2 separate regions of the Homo sapiens genome follow, and region 1 is linked to region 2. A link is a contact called in ENCODE Hi-C or POLR2A ChIA-PET data. All regions are on one chromosome and are shown on one strand. Each heading gives the region's core, a stretch centred on a gene start or an enhancer-like site at or near the end of the contact. The rest is flanking DNA. Distances are from core to core; before and after follow the strand shown. Region 1 holds the start of RGL1 (ral guanine nucleotide dissociation stimulator like 1). Region 2 has its middle 59 kb from the start of APOBEC4.

Evidence for each region. A loop is a pair of places that touch in the nucleus more often than their neighbours do. ChIA-PET counts read pairs that join two places held with the same protein, here RNA polymerase II (POLR2A). Pooled maps may share reads with other maps.
Region 1: a loop to region 2 is called in a map of endothelial cell of umbilical vein, with 7 times the contacts of the local background. The contact joins the promoter of RGL1 here to the enhancer-like site in region 2. A Hi-C loop is called at or near these places in 1 of 168 maps with a recorded cell type or tissue (endothelial cell of umbilical vein) and 2 of 50 pooled maps. POLR2A ChIA-PET finds 5 or more read pairs at or near these places in 2 of 52 experiments (Panc1 and WTC11).

Annotation. Positions count from the first base shown.
Region 1 is chr1:183,803,501-183,806,461 of GRCh38, reverse strand. It overlaps RGL1 (ral guanine nucleotide dissociation stimulator like 1), which reads right to left and starts at 1,342. Exons shown (of 18, transcript NM_001297671.3): 1 at 1,138-1,342; 2 at 1-87. The coding sequence starts at 1,164.
Region 2 is chr1:183,711,003-183,714,001 of GRCh38, reverse strand. It overlaps a transcript of RGL1 not described here. Among named protein-coding and RNA genes, the nearest start is that of APOBEC4, 59 kb to the right of the region's middle. Within about 2 kb of position 1,706, at least 3 of the 41 ENCODE cell types and tissues checked have a DNase peak (open chromatin) inside an H3K27ac peak, as active enhancers do.

The sequences.
Region 1 (2,961 bases), core at 93-2,592, 93 kb before region 2:
GGCAGCCTGTTGAATCTGGACTCTTTTGAGGGTGACATGGTAAACAGCTCCTTCCTCTACCTCTTCACCCCAGTCCTGAATCGAGCTCTGCCAGGGACGGGATAAAGAGAAAGAAAAAGAGTATTTTTTTCCTCTCTGCTAACCACAATCTATCCCAGCTGCCTTGCTGCTTACAACAGCACTCAGGGCACAAGATGGGCTGTTCAAAATAAATATTACAATCCGCAATACAAGACACATTTTGATAGAGGGAATGCTGAGATTTTCTTGGCTTGCAGTCCCTTCCTGTGGTATCAGGATCCCCTGACTTTTCCATTTAGTTATTTCTCCTAGACTTGCTCACATATCTTAAATAGTTTTGTTTTGAAGTCTTTCTTTTTCTTTACAAAGAAACTAGATTAGTCCTGATTAACTTGTCCCCCTTAAGTGAAAGGAAAAATAATTCTTTGTAAAAAAAAAAAAAAAAAAAAAAAAAAAAAAAAAAAAAAAAGAAAAGAAAAGAAAAAGAAAAAGAAAAAAAGAAAAGAATAAGTCTGTACTTTTTAGAGTGGCTCGGTCATTGAAGAAACCAGATTTTAAACTCAGACACAAACAAGTGTTTAAAACGCCAAGAGTCCTCACTCCTTTGGAAGTGAAGTGGTTTGCTTGTCTTTTCTCCTCATTGTTTTGGAGCCCACAAAGTTAGCGGGGGTGGAAAGTTTTTATTTCCGTAAAATAATCTGGCAAGTGCAGAAAAAGCAACACATCATCAGGCAGCTTCTACTAAAATCTGTGCAGCGACCCCCTGGATTTCCATGTCCCCAGCTAAACCTGAGGTTTGTGTTAAAGAGCCGCTGGGACGCAGAAGCGCTCCGCGGTTCACCCACACTAACAGTTCTTTTTCCTTCAAAGTTCTCCCCTCCTGACATGCATCTGCCCCAGACACACCACAGGCAATTGCTGAGAAAGTAGGTACGGTTGAAAGGGAGAAGACACGCAGAGAGAGAGGAATACAAAGCGGAGTGAGAGAGCTTTAGCTCACAAGTATGGAATCGGATTGCTCCGTTCACTCCGAGGGAGTCCAAAACACGCCCAGCGAAAGCGGGAGAAGATTCCCCACCAGAGAAGCCTCGGGAGAAGGCAGAGAGCTCTCGTTACCATTTTAGCTTGCCAAAGCAATTTCATTCTCAGTTTTCTCTCCGGTGCGCGAACGCTGCATGATGCGCCCTGCTCGGAGGCCAACGCAATGTCTGCTGGGCTCAGCCCCGCGGCGCCTCGCCCCGGTCCCGGTCCCGAGCGACCGCAGCGCACAGACACGCGCCGCGCTGCCCCCGCCGCCGCCGGTGCGCGCGACTCGGGCCACAAAGGGAGCGCGGCGAGCGAGCGAGCAAGCGAGGAGCAGACTCCTCCCCACGCCACTCCGTGATGTAAGGCTTTCCTGTTTGTGCTTGTGAGCACACTCTCCCTTTCTTCAGTCCCATGGATAAAGTCAGCATGAAAGCGTTTCTCCAGTTCTGAAGGTGATTGGGAAACAACACTTTCAAGTTTATCAGGTTTTCCTGACGGTCACCAGGTGCCAAAATAGAACTGAGTGTGGGATGGAGGATTTGTGTGTGTCTTCTTCCTTCGCTAAAACAATGGAAGGAGAAAGTCCAAAAAACTTCCATTATCTGCCTATTATCTATTTTGATTTTAGAATAATTAAGTCAGAATGACCCCAGTGAGAGCCGCAATACTAGACGCCAGGAAGTTTTTCATTAGGACAGAGGATAAGGTCAGAGGACACCCGGGTATTCCAAAACCATGCCCAGGGGCTATACCCTCTCCTGCATCAGCACACTGCCAACAGGAAATCGCGCTGGGCTTTTCACCACCCCAATTACCCAGTAACTGGCCATTGGGGGTGGGAAGGGAACAAAGCAGGGTAAGGTTTTGCTAGGACTGACAGTGTCCTGGAGGTTCTGTGAGTCTTTGTGAGTAGCCACCATGGGTTGAGTTGCCTGTACTGTAGGGACACAGTAGGATCATAGCCACAGGGAAAAGTTCTTCATCAGATGACTACCAGCAGGAGTTTTATCATAATGGAAAGATCTGCTATAGGGATAAAAGATTATTACATTTTTTTAGATCCAGTTTTAACAAGTCAACAGCAAGAGATACCAGATAATGCAGTCAAACTTGACACCTGCCAGAATTCCATGCAAATTGCAAATACCTTTAGGGCTCATGTCTTTCATACTATTCACCCTAAATGAATTTAATCACCTTCAAATAAAAAAAAAAATAGGTCTCCCACTAATTGCCATACTATGACATAAGCCTGGGTTTTGGTTAATGGTAAATATATCATGAGCTGACAATTTAGCAAATCAAGTGTACTGATGTTCCCAGGAGAGCAGAATAAATGACAGCAAGGGCACATTAAGCAAAAACAAAAGGATCTGTGGACACTTGAGAACATCTACAAGTCATTCAGCCAGGTTATCCCCATACAACCAGAACCTAAGGGCACCATCACTGTATAGAGAGGAGATGCCCTTTTAGCAAGCTGAAGTGGTTGTTCTATAATTTAAAAAACAAACGAACGAAAAACACATAGACTAAATCCTTCTATGATGATCAGGGCAGAATGTTGCTGGGAACCAGAGGAAAATCATGTGAAGGCCCTACCTCCCTGCTTGTTAAGCCATCCTCAGGAACCCAGGCCCACCTCTAGAGGACCTATTAGGTGATCTTGGACACCACGAAATGCAACTGAGGACAGTTAAACAACCTGTAAGATTAACTTCACCACTACTTTAACCTGATTTTTGGCTACACATTTGGCAGTAACTGAAATATTTCCATTTCAGGGATATTAAGCAGTTTCTTCAACCTCACTCTCCCAGGAAACCTTCCTGGACAGGGCGGCTTAAATTCACAAGGCCCCACTCAGGTTTCAGAGCTACTCACCTTTCTCTGTACTCCAATTCCCTGGCTGGC
Region 2 (2,999 bases), core at 457-2,956:
CCAAAAGGCAAGCATGAGCCAATACCCAGAGATCACTCCTAATAGGAGGTTATAGCCCTTTTTCGATTGATTCATTCATCAAACAAATATTTATTGAGCACCTTAAATAAATGTCAGGTCATATCTAGGGCCTAGGGATACAGCGGTGAATAAAATATGCAAAATATCTCTAGATTCATGGTATCTTAGTCCAACAGGGCTTCTATAACAAAATATTATAAACTGAATGGTTTATAAACAACAGAAATGATTTCTCACAGTTCTAGAGGCTGGAAAGTCCAAGATCAAAGCTCTGGTAGATTTGGTGTCTAGTGAAAACCCATCTTCTGGTTCACAGACAGTGCTTTCTCCCTGTGACCTCACATGGTAGAAGGGATGAGGGATCTCTGTGGAACCTCTTTTATAAGGCCTTTAATCACATTCATCAGAGTTCTGCCCTCATGACCTAATTACCTCCAAAAGGCCCCACTCCCAAATGCCATCGCATTGAGAAAGGAATTTTGGGAGAATATGAAAATTTATAGCACATGGAAATCACATTCAACTGGCTAATTTATCCCTTATCCTGGAATTTTTAAGATAAAGTTTCAGTCAAAAGGGTCATTATAAAAGCGGGGGGGGGGGGTGCCTCTAGATTTTTTTTTCAAAAAGGCAATACAACTCCTTTTAAAATCCTCCATCCCAGCCAGGTGCAGTGGCTCATGCCTGTAATCCCAGCACTTCAGGAGGCCAAGGATCACCTGAGGTCAGGAGTTCGAGACCAGCCCGGCCAACATGGCAAAACCCCTTCTCTACTAAAAATAGAAAAATTAGCCATGCATTGTGGTACACGCCTGTAATCTCAGCTACTCGGGAGGCTGAGGCAGGAGAATCACGTGAACCTGGGAGGTGGAAGTTGCAGTTAGCCGAGATCATGCCACTGTACTCCAGCCTGGGCGAGAGAGGGAGACTCTGTCTCAAAACAAAACAAAAAAAATCCTCCATCCCACTGACACACACGATCATCAAAGGCAAAGGAAGGCCATGCAGGTGATAGCTATGCTGTGGTCTGTTCAATGCCAACTGATAAAAATCACCTCCTCACAGTTGATTTGCTCACCTGGGGTCTTCAATAATCTGCAGTGGCAAAATTAAGATTCCACAGGGACTTTTCAACCTGTTCCTTTTATAAGAATGCCACAAAACATTTATTTTAGACCAGAAAACTTGATTTCCACAATTCCATTCTACTTTAGGAGCTGGGATTAAGGTCTATATGAGACTATCATTCTCGACTGCCCTTGCTATCAGCCAAACTCTGCAACAATGAAGACATAAACTAAATTATCATATGACTTACCATGTTAGCTTCCTTGTCCAAAAAACAAATCATCCTAGCAAAACATGCTTCATGCCAAGCCTCCAAAACCTAAATAGAATGTGGCCCATTGGTAATCACAAGTGAGTGAATAGAAATTGTTCACATGAATGTGTGTGCATGTGTGCACACGTGCACACACACACACTCTCTCTCTCTCTCACTCTGTCTCTCTTTTATTCATTCACTCAAGCACACACGAAGAGTTCCTAAGTCACAGGATTAAATCACCAGCAGGAGTTATTGCAGCTGAACTAAAAATGAATCGCTTACAACCTGAGGCTGCCCTTCTAGCCACTGAAGTTTCTCTCCCATTAGAGTTGACAATGGCAGGCTGTCAAGTGAATACCTCACGGCCTCCTCCTGCTGTCACAGGCCTCACACTGTAGCTTTACAAAGATAAAATAAAAACCACATGCCAGTCAGCCCTTCTTAAACTAGTTCTGTGCAACATCTGTCAAGGGCCCTCCCAGGCCAGTTCCTGCCAGGAAATTACTACTGCCCAAGGAATGGCCAACAGTTCAAACATAGCCCCTCACTGGGTCTCTTAGTAATTATTTTTCTCATTTCCATGGCTCTTCAAATTTGGAAAATACTTTATGTTCATTTTAATTACATGATTTAGGGTACTTTAATCCTCAGAAAAACCTTGCCAAGTAAATCTGCACTGCTACTCTAGATTTATAGATGGGAAAACTGAGAGGCTTACTCAAGACCACACAGCACTTTGCATCTGTGACTAACGATTTAGCTCTTGGGTGGATAGAGTCTTGTAATAGTATCTATTTGCTATCAGAGATGTCATCAGAGGTGTTAACTGTGAATGTCTTCTTCTTCTCCGCCCGCCCCCACACCCCATTCCCAGCGTTCTGTTAACATAGTAAATGCTTGTGAGAAACTTAATGAGTTATGGCAACCAGGGCTAAGCTCAAGACAGTTGCCAAATCCACTCACAGGTTCAATTGAATGTAGAGCTGACCTCTCCAGATAATTATAACAGGACATGGAATGAATTCCCCTCCAAGGCTTTCCAAGGGGAAAACTAAAGGCCCCTAGACTCTCACCTTTGTACCCCATTCAACCTTACTAATCTTAAGAGGCGGTTGGAAAGACCCAGTAAGAGTGGGCTATAGTATTTCACTCCTCTCTAGAGTGCTTCTCTGTCACCTCACCCCCCAACACCTCCTACATACTCATTAAGTGCAGTGGTGGGTGGGAGAGTTGGAGGGCTCCCAGAAAACTGCTCACTGAGGCTGGGAGAGACTGCAGGCTCCATGGGCTGAATGTCATTGAACTACATCCAGGGACAGTTCATGAGAGAAAATGACAGATGTCCTCTGGAATCTGGGTGCCTATGAACACAGAGCTTGGGTTCTGCTTCTCACTGAAGAGTTGGTTGGAACCAGTGTGCAAAAGTAGAGTGCAGAGGGTGTGCAGCAGGCTACCCTTTGCATAACGATGTGAGTTGCCCAGGATCTGAGTGCACACTGCAAAGGGTAACCCAGCCTTGAGACATCGTGTGTGACCCGGCCTAAAAGGGCTGACTCAATAACAGGTTGTGGGGTCAACCTCCAGGAGCAGGAGCTCAGGATAAATTCAAAGAAGGGTAAAGCAGAGACATCCCAAGTGAGAGGCCTCCAAA